2 separate regions of the Homo sapiens genome follow, and region 2 is linked to region 1. The links are chromatin contacts, found by Hi-C or POLR2A ChIA-PET in ENCODE. All regions are on one chromosome and are shown on one strand. Each heading gives the region's core, a stretch centred on a gene start or an enhancer-like site at or near the end of the contact. The rest is flanking DNA. Distances are from core to core; before and after follow the strand shown.

Region 1 (4,503 bases), core at 704-3,203:
GTGTCTACATAGGTGACACAGACAATTCAATTAGCAGTTGAGATTTGTTTTCAATTTGTAGCCCCAGGAGGGTGTCTTTAATCTGTCAATCTGTAATTTTCCAAGTGGCAAACCAAACAGCTGGGTCATTGGCAGCAGCCCAAGAATCCAGGTTCTGCCCATGTCTCCTTTCAGTTCAGCATAGCTGCCTCTGAGGCTGAATAGCCACTGCAGCCCAGTGAACACCAGCAACTTGCAGCTTCTCTGATCTGAGCCTTCATTGATCCAGTAGCTTTACTATAAGCAGTGGAATGTGCATAAAGGTTTCCCTCAGAGGGATAGTTGCCGCTTTTTTTTTTTTTTTGAGATTGCGTCTTGCCCTTGTCGGCGCAGGCTGGAGTGCTATGGCGTGATCTCAGCTCACTGCAACCTCCACCTCCCGGGTTCAAATGATCCTCTTGCCTCAGCCTCCTGAGTAGCTGGGACTACAGGCACCCACCATCACACCCAGCTAATTTGTTTTGTATTTTTAGTAGAGATGAGGTTTCGCCATGTTGACCAGGTTGGTCTTGAACTCCTGACCTCAGGTGATCCGCCCGCCTCGGCCTCCCAAAGTGCTGGGATTACAGGCGTGAGCCACCGCGCCCGGCCACTGCCACTTTTTAACGTAAAGCCAAAATACTGTTGGGGCCAGTGTCTATATCTTCTTTGATATACCATTTCTATTTGACAAACAAGGCTTTTCAGGTTATTCCCACCTTGTGGAATTCAAGTTGACCCTCCCCAAAATGGGACTATCAGGCTAGAGAATCACTAGGCCTTCGTGGGTCAAGCTTTCTGATCCCAAGGATTATCTCTAGGTGAAGGCTACTTCCTTTTGCTAGAGGCTCCGATGGGCAGAATCATCAGTCACAGTGCCTTGTGCTGTCTTCACTACCCAGAGTTTAATTCTGTTGGAGTTTACCAGCCACCACTGCAGGTGGAGGTATTAATTTAGCCAGTAGTTATATACCAGACTGTTAATGTCTTTGTTTTGACAAATGTACTATGGTTGTGTCAGTTGTTAACATAGTAGAAATTGGGTGAAAGGTATATAGGAGCCATGTACTATCTTTGTGAATTTTCTGTAAATCTAAAATTATTCCAAATTAAAAGCTTATTTAAAAACTGTCTGGGCGTGGTGGCTTACGCCTGTAATCCCAGCACTTTGGGAGGCCGAGGTGGGTGGATCATGAGGTCAGGAGATCAAGACCATCCTGGCCAACATGGTGAAACCCTGTCTCTACTAATAATACAAAAATTAGCCGGGTGTGTGGTGGCGCATGCCTGTAGTCCCAGCTACTTGGGAGGCTGAGGCAGGAGAATTGCTTGAACCCAGGAGGCGGAGGCTGCAGTGAGCCGAGATCACTCTGCTGCTCTCCAGCCTGGTGACAGAGCAAGACTTTGTCTCAAAATAAATAAATAAATAAATAATAAAATAATAAAAACTACTAGATGGCTCTCTATAACTTCCAGGGTATGGGGTCAGGCTCTTGAGGATGGTATTTAAGACCTTTTTACAGTTAATTCCACCCTACCTGTTTATTATTACTAACTCTAGTTATTAGTCTGCTCAGTGCACTTAACAGCACCTTGCACATGCCTTGACTTCTCATGCTGTGCCCTTATGGTGTGAAATGTTCTTATCCCTCCTCTTCACGTGGCAAAATTCAAACCAAGCTTCAAGGCTCTGCCTCAGTGTTACCTTTCCTGTTATCTCATCCTTGGTGCTTCTAACTCAGAATTGGCACAGCTGTTTTGGTATCTGTATTAGTCTGTTTTCACACTGCTATAAAGAACTAGCTGAGACTGAGTAATTTATGAAAAAAAGGGTTTAATTGACTCACAGTTCCACATGGCTGGAGAGGCCTCAGGAAACTTAAGGTGTAAGGCGAAGGGGATGCAAAGCACATCTTAACGTGGCAGCAGGAGAGAGAGAAGCAGCAAGGGGGGAAGTGCCACACTTTAAAACCATCAGCTATTGTGAGGAACTCACTCATTATCACAAAAACAACAAGGGAGAAATCAACTCCCATGATCCAGTCATCTCCCACCAGGCCCCTCCTCTGACACGTGGGGATTACAGTTCGAAATGAGGTTCTGGTGGGGACACAGGGCTAAACTATGGCAGTATATAGTTCTGCTTAGGATTTTTCACAGGTGAATACTGTAAGTACTGTTGTTTTCTAGAGCATGAATTCCTTGAGGGTGGGAATATTTTCTTCATCTTTTTATTGCCAGTATTTAGCTTGATGCCCATTTCCAGTGAGTGTGATATAGCACTTGTTCAATAGACGTTAATTGAGCCAATGAGTGAAAAGCCTTAGGGCTGTGCTATGTATGGTTATGATAGAGCTCTACTCTTTGTGTCACTCAAATATTAAATACTGTCATACAATGAACACTTGTGATTTCTATTTACATTTTAGAATTGTATTTTAAGCATTCTCATGTATACACTATAGTTTCTTCCACTTATGTTTCAGGAGGGCCAAACATGTGGGCTATTACCTCTGAAGAACGTACTAAGCATGACAGGCAGTTTGATAACCTCAAACCTTCAGGAGGTTACATAACAGGTTTGTATTTATAATTAGTTTTATTAGTGAATTATGGTCCTTATGTGATATCTAAGAATTAGTTTTAATTTGACTGCCATCAAATTTGTGTTAATAAACGATAAAATTCATATCAATCAGAATTCTAGAAATTAAAGAAATGCTAACTTTATTTTTCCTGGAACTGTCTTAATTTGTTGTTTTAAATTTGGGATATGGAAGATTTTTCCTGAATCCTAAATGATAGTCAAGAATTTCTGTGTAATTGTCTGGTTTCACATTTTAACATTATATCTAGAAAGTTTTCAGTTTATTTCTTAGATTCATTTCATGGAAAATCTAGACTTTTTTTTTCTGGAATCTGTTTTCCTAATGCTAGCCCTCTGTCTTTGAGGCTACACCAAGCACTGATTGTTGATGCTAGCCCTTGTTTTGCAGAAAGACCACCAGAGCCAAAATGGGATTAATTTAGGTGTGCCTTTGAAATTTTTTTCTATTAATTAAACTTTTTTCTGTGCCAAAGTAGCTTAGTGCTTTACATACAATAATAGTAACTATGAGAACAATGATATTTATTGAATTTTTACTATATACCAGATGCTATGCTAAGTGCATTATTTTATTTAACCTTTACAACAACCCTGTAAAGTAGGCACTGTTGTTGTCTATATTTACAAATAGTGAAACTGAGACTAAGAGACGTTATGTAACTGCCTAAGGTTACAAAGATGGTTAGTGTTAATCTGGGCTTTGAAACCATTTGGGCTGATTTTGGAATCCATCTACTTAACCATGTTATTTGTACTGCTATGATAGTAATTACCTTACCTGGTATCAGGATTTGATTACCCTGCTTACAGGTTAATAACTTTGTCCATTACGGGTGGAAGACCCAAGATTCCTGAGTCAGAGACAAAGAACCTTATGACTAACAGCATAACTAGCAAAATGAGCATTGGCATCTATCTTTCTGTTTCCTTTAGTGTTCCCTAAGTCCCACAGAGACAATGCAGAGAGCCCAGGAGAATAGTACACATGCTATGATTGTGTTACAGGAGAGGAACACTGAATTTGGGGAACCCACCCTTTTGTAGCAAGCAGTAAAGCAAGTTTGTCCCTTGTCTCAGTGGGAAACGTTACCGGATTCGTTAAGATTGCTCATTACAAACCCAATTCTGAGAAGTGACCCAGGCAGAGAGCAATTAGGGTCTTACATTATTGGTATACAGAGCAAGACACATAGGAGTGTGAAGAAACTCATGGAGGACTCTCTCTCCTAACACCTGGTACTTTTTATATTGAAACTCTTTTAGGGAATAGTGTTTTTAAATATAAATTTTACTAAGTGGAAGTATTTTTAAGGAAGACCCCAATTGTGGAAAAACTGAGATGAATCATCTTTCATCACTGATTAATATACAATAGAAGTGCAGATGTGACTTTTGTTTTAAAATATCTGTCTTATTAAAGTTATGTAAATAATTTTTATGTGTTTCTATTTCACTTATTCTTTAATGATTGGTATTAAAATTATAATAAATCATTAACATATACCCATTATTATTCAGAAGCATTGGAATAATTTCATTTACTAATGTGCTGCTTGGGTTTTGTTTTTATTACCTCCAGGTGATCAAGCACGTAATTTTTTCCTACAATCAGGTCTGCCGGCCCCTGTTTTAGCTGAAATATGGTAAAGTGTTTTGTAGATGAACCTAATTTTCTGATAGTATTTTGTTTTTTTGTAATATAGTGTTAACATAAAATTGTTTTTAGTTGCATTCTATTGGTTATTAAGAATATTTCTGCCAGCACTTTGGGAGTCTGAGGTAGGAGGATTGCTTGAGGCCAGGCTGGGCAACATAGTGAGAACCCTGTCTCTACAGAAAATTAAAAAAAAAATTAGCTGGGTGTGGTGGCCACACCT
Region 2 (4,961 bases), core at 1,855-4,354, 510 kb before region 1:
CTGTAATTCCAGCTACTTGGGCAGCTGAGGCAGGAGAATCGCTTGAACCTGGGAGGTGGAGGTTGCAGTGAGCCAAGAATGCACCACTGCACGCCAGTCTGGGCGACAGAGCGAGACTCCATCTCAAAAAAAAAAAAGAAAAAAAAGAATAAGTCTACTGGGAATGAGGAGTTAGGGGCTCCAGAGCCTACCTTGGCCAGGGGTTGCTGGTGCCCACTACCCAGGGAAGAGAAGCCCCAGGCCCCCTGCATGTCACAACATGCCTGGAACCTGGCACCCAGGTGTGGAGGTCACCACTGCATGGGGTCCTGGACACTGTACAGGACACCTGGAGATGCTGTCACTCATGGAGGGGTAAAAAGCTAGGGAGGTGTAACAACTGCTCATGCTAGAATGACATGGCGGGAATCGCGCAAGCAAGACAAGGTTGCCCTGTGGGTGAAAGTTACAAAAAGGGGGGGTTGATTCCGGTTCTGGATGCGCTTTCTCCCGGCCGCATCTGCCCAGTAGCAGAACCAGTAAAGAATCCAGAAGGCAGTGAACATCCCCCCAATGGAAGGATTTGGGCAGAGACTAGCTGTCATCACGGGGAGGCTGTGAGTGGGGCTCATGGTCCCGTGGCCCCTCCTGAAGCAACAGTGTGATATGGGGAAGAACATGTTGGATTTGAAGCCTAAAGACTTGGCTCCTACTTTTGGCTTTTCTGCTTGCTAATTGTGTTTGGGCAAATCTGGCCCGAGTTTTCTGTACAATAGGGACAGTACTAAAAATACTCGAGAGAGTTTTTGTGAATGTCAAATGAGGCAACGGCGAGGCTCTTAGCTGCAGTTACTAACTTTCATATGATTAGTCCCTGGTAAATTTCCCCATCTTTCCCGGTATTTCTGGGGGAGCCGCGGGAGGTGGCAGCTGAGCGTGCACTACCATGCACAGCCCTCTGTGACCAGCACCTGCTGTTCTCTTGAACGTGTGTCCCTGCCCGCCGTCCTGGCCTCCAGCTCAGCTGTCTCCAGTACTACACGGGACCCAGCAATGCAACGGCAGGGATGGAAACGGAGGGCAGCTGCCTGGAGAACCCCAAGTATTACAACTATGTGGCCGTGCTGTCCCTCATCGCCACCATCATGCTGGTGCAGGTCAGCCACATGGTGAAGCTCACGCTCATGCTGCTCGTCGCAGGCGCCGTGGCCACCATCAACCTCTATGCCTGGCGTCCCGTCTTTGATGAATACGACCACAAGCGTTTTCGGGAGCACGAGTAAGATGAAGCGTGACTGGGGATCTGTATTGTCTCCTTCCTCCCGCCCGCAAAGTCCTCAGTTCAAGCTCATGGGCCTGTGCTGAGGTGGCTTTCTGCCACTAGGGGTCCTCAAAGGCTTGTTCAAGAACCAGTTCCTGGCTGCTCACAGACGTATCACTGTTTGGCTAGGACCTGAGAATAGATTCTTCCCATTCTCCCCGAGTGGAGGACTTGGGATACCCCGGTGCCTGGCTGGGCATCAGGCTCTTGTTCCCAGATGGGGCCTGACTGTGCTGTTATCTGTCCAACAGCTTACCTATGGTGGCCTTAGAGCAGATGCAAGGATTCAACCCTGGGCTCAATGGCACTGACAGGTAAGGGCCACGGCTTCCCCTCCTGGCCTGCACTCACAGCCCTTCTTCTAGAGACAGGAATATAACAGGCCCAAGCCCCGGGATCTCACCCTCCCGGGAGGCACGTGACCTGATACGTGCAGGTTAGAGAAGCTGGCATGGGTTCCTCCAGGAGGGCTGCAGCAGTGCAGTGAGGAGGGAAGGAAATACCAGGTGGATGGCAGCTGCATGTAACTGGCTGGCAGGACAGACAGGCAGCAGGAAAATGAGGAGGGAGGAAGACGCTTTGGATTTGGACCTGGCTTCTGAGCCTGCAGCAGGCAGTAATTCTCTGTGGGTCACAGGCAGGTCCGTTTCCATGAGTTGCAATTTCATCTCTTGAGGAGGATACTGAACCAGAAGTTCTCTAAGGTCCCTGCCAGTGCCAAGGTTTTAAAATTTTATGATTCCATGACTTGAACAGACCTTCAAGGAAGTTTAGAAATAAAAAGATGACCTAATAGAAGAGGGGTAAAACCTGCATAGCCCTTAGCAAAAGAAGAACTCTAAATGGCCACTAATAAATGGCACTCAAGTAATCAAGGAAATGCCAGTTACACCCTAGTGAGATACCATCACACACGTACCGGTCCAGATAACTCTGACAATATCAAGTACAATAGTAACTCTTACACTCCTGGTGGGAGTATGAGTTAGTACAACCGTGTTAGAAAATATTTTGATCTATTTAGTAAGGTTGAAAATAAACCTGTGTCCCAGCAATTCCACTCCTACATACACACCCACGCAGACGTGTGTATATGTGTATATATATATATACACACATCTTAGAGAAATTCATGCACATACTCATGTCCCAGGATATATGTATGAGAATGTCCAAAGTGGCACTGTTCGTAATAGACATACCCCCTCCCCCAAAACAAATGAAAACAACCCAAATGACATCAACAGGAAATGGATACATAACTGGTATATTCATGCAGTGAAATACCATACGGTAATGGAAACTAACCACAGCTCCACATAAAAATATGTATGAACAAGGTAAAAAGCCATGGTGAGATTGTACCCCAGTCCCATGGCTATGAAATCCCATCACTGATGTCTCTTGCTTCTCCAAATTCCTGCATGGTTGTAGCTACCTCTGTGATCAGTCAGGCAATGCAGTGTTTCTTAAATACCTGGGGAGCAGCCCTGATGTGAATACCAGGTGCAGCCAGGAGGGGCCAGGGGTTGCCTGGCTGTTGGAGAGGAGCCCAGTGAGTTAAGAAAATTTTACTGCCCGGGGGAGCCCGACTTGATGTGAAAGGGCCTAAGGAGCCGGGGTGAGCTCTAGGGCTGGGGTGGCAGGAAGCAGCACCATCTAGTTGGAGGGAATCAGGCCCCCTCCAGGAGGCAGATGACAGCCCTTTCAGTTGCACACGCTCTGCCCAGCAGGCTGCCCCTGGTGCCTTCCAAGTACTCTATGACGGTGATGGTGTTCCTCATGATGCTCAGCTTCTACTACTTCTCCCGCCACGTGAGTGCCGCCTGCACGATCCCCGCTCTGTGCCCACAGCCCACAGGGCCTCCTGAGAAGCAGCCCTGGGACCTAAGAGCCCAAGCTCCTAAGGAATGGGGCTTCCCTTCACCCAGCCCCACACGTGAGCCTGGTCAGGCCACCGCCTTCTCTATTCAGGCTCCTTCCTCAGTCACACAGGAAGACAGTTCCTCACCTCTTCCGTCCGACCCCCTCCAGGATGGTGAAGGAAGCATGGGAGTGAAGGTGGGAGGGGATAGAGTGAAGGCACAAACATCTTGAATCAAATCAATATCCCCTAGGCCAGGGGCTCATGGCCCCCGCACTCCCCGTGGCGCTGAGGGACATTAACACAACTGACCACAGAGCCAGAAGAGAAAGAGAAGGGAGCTGATGGACTTTCTGTTGGGTTAAAAGGAAAAGAGAAGGCCGGTGCAGTGGCTCATTTTGGGAGGCTGAGGGTGGAGGATCACTTGAGTCCAGGAGTCTGAGACCAGCCTGGGCAATATGGTGAAACCCTGTCTCTACTAAAAAATACAAAAATTAGCCAGGCATGGTGGCCCGCACCTGTAATCCCAGCTACTTGAGAGGCTGAGGCAGGAGGATTGCTTGAATCTAGGAGGTTGAGGCTGTAGTAAGCTGAGATCACACCACTGCACTCCAGCCTGGGTGACAAAGTGAGACACCCCCCCCGCACCCCCCCCCCCCCCGCCACAACCACCGCACTCAACCGGACAAAAAAGGAAAAGAGAAGGAAGAGAGGGAAGAGAAAGATCCTCTGTACTTAGGGCCCAATGTTAGTTCAAGTGCCCCCTACTGGCTTTCCAGGGAAGTACAGCCTTCCCAAGCCACTTCTTACCCAAATGGCGCCTGCTAGAAAGGGGGACTCCACCCTGAGTTGGGAGATCCCCACTGCTGCCACCTCCACGAGACAGACCTGCAGCTGAAATTAGGTCCCAAGAGGCCCCCTACACACGGAAGGCCTCCTGGATCTCTGCTGTAATTACGGAGGCTGGGAACCGCACCACTATTGGGTGGCCTTTTGATGAGGTGCAATCTTTGCAGGGTCTTACTTCCCTTGCCATTTAGCCATCTTCCTTCCAGCCTTTCCAAGGGGAGTTCCTCCATTCACGTTCCTGTTTTTCTTCTTTTTTTGAGACTGAGTCTCACTCTTTTGCCCAGGCTGGAGTGCAGTGGTGCGATCTCGGCTCACTGCAACCTCTGCCTCCTGGGTTCAAGTTGATTCTCCTGCCTCAGCCTCCCGAGTAGCTGGGATTACAGGTGCCCGCCACCATGCCCGGCTAATTTTTGTATTTTTAGTAGAGACAGGGTTTCACCATGTTGGTCAGGCTGGTCTCGAACTCCTGACCTCAGGTGATCCGCCTGCCTCGGCCTCCCAAAGTGCTGGGATTACAGGCATGAACCGCCACGCCTGGCCATTCCTGTTTTTCATCCTTCTATCCAGTGGCCAGCTTAGAGCACATGCCTCGCCTTGTCTGTGTCTGTAGGTAGAAAAACTGGCACGGACACTTTTCTTGTGGAAGATTGAGGTCCACGACCAGAAGGAACGTGTCTATGAGATGCGACGCTGGAACGAGGCCTTGGTCACCAACATGTTGCCTGAGCACGTGGCACGCCATTTCCTGGGGTCCAAGAAGAGAGATGAGGTGAGGGGTGTGGTCTCAGCCCGGAACCATGAGGCCATTTGTCTCCATCTGTTCTTTCTTTCAGGCAGCCCCCGCTGGGCCCAGGCCTTCTCAGGGACAGGGGACTGGGGCCTAGGTAGGGCTGAACCTAAACAGCAAACACAAATAAGCAAAAGAGGAATTTCTCCGGCCTCTTATAA

Evidence for each region. Hi-C counts contacts between places; a loop is a spot of excess contacts on that map. ChIA-PET counts read pairs that join two places held with the same protein, here RNA polymerase II (POLR2A). Pooled maps may share reads with other maps.
Region 2: a loop to region 1 is called in a pooled map, with 2.5 times the contacts of the local background. The contact joins two enhancer-like sites. A Hi-C loop is called at or near these places in 3 of 50 pooled maps. POLR2A ChIA-PET finds 5 or more read pairs at or near these places in 2 of 52 experiments (K562 and activated T-cell).

What each region holds. Positions count from the first base shown.
Region 1 is chr2:24,313,226-24,317,728 of GRCh38, reverse strand. ITSN2 (intersectin 2) reads left to right here. Exons shown (of 40, transcript NM_006277.3): 3 at 2,505-2,597; 4 at 4,206-4,269. Among named protein-coding and RNA genes, the nearest start is that of ITSN2, 45 kb to the left of the region's middle. RefSeq lists an enhancer at 1,578-1,627. Within about 2 kb of position 1,953, at least 3 of the 41 ENCODE cell types and tissues checked have a DNase peak (open chromatin) inside an H3K27ac peak, as active enhancers do.
Region 2 is chr2:24,824,199-24,829,159 of GRCh38, reverse strand. ADCY3 (adenylate cyclase 3) reads left to right here. Exons shown (of 22, transcript NM_004036.5): 14 at 999-1,258; 15 at 1,552-1,614; 16 at 3,034-3,115; 17 at 4,624-4,782. Among named protein-coding and RNA genes, the nearest start is that of CENPO, 33 kb to the right of the region's middle. RefSeq lists enhancers at 2,576-3,134, 3,135-3,694. Within about 2 kb of position 3,104, at least 5 of the 41 ENCODE cell types and tissues checked have a DNase peak (open chromatin) inside an H3K27ac peak, as active enhancers do.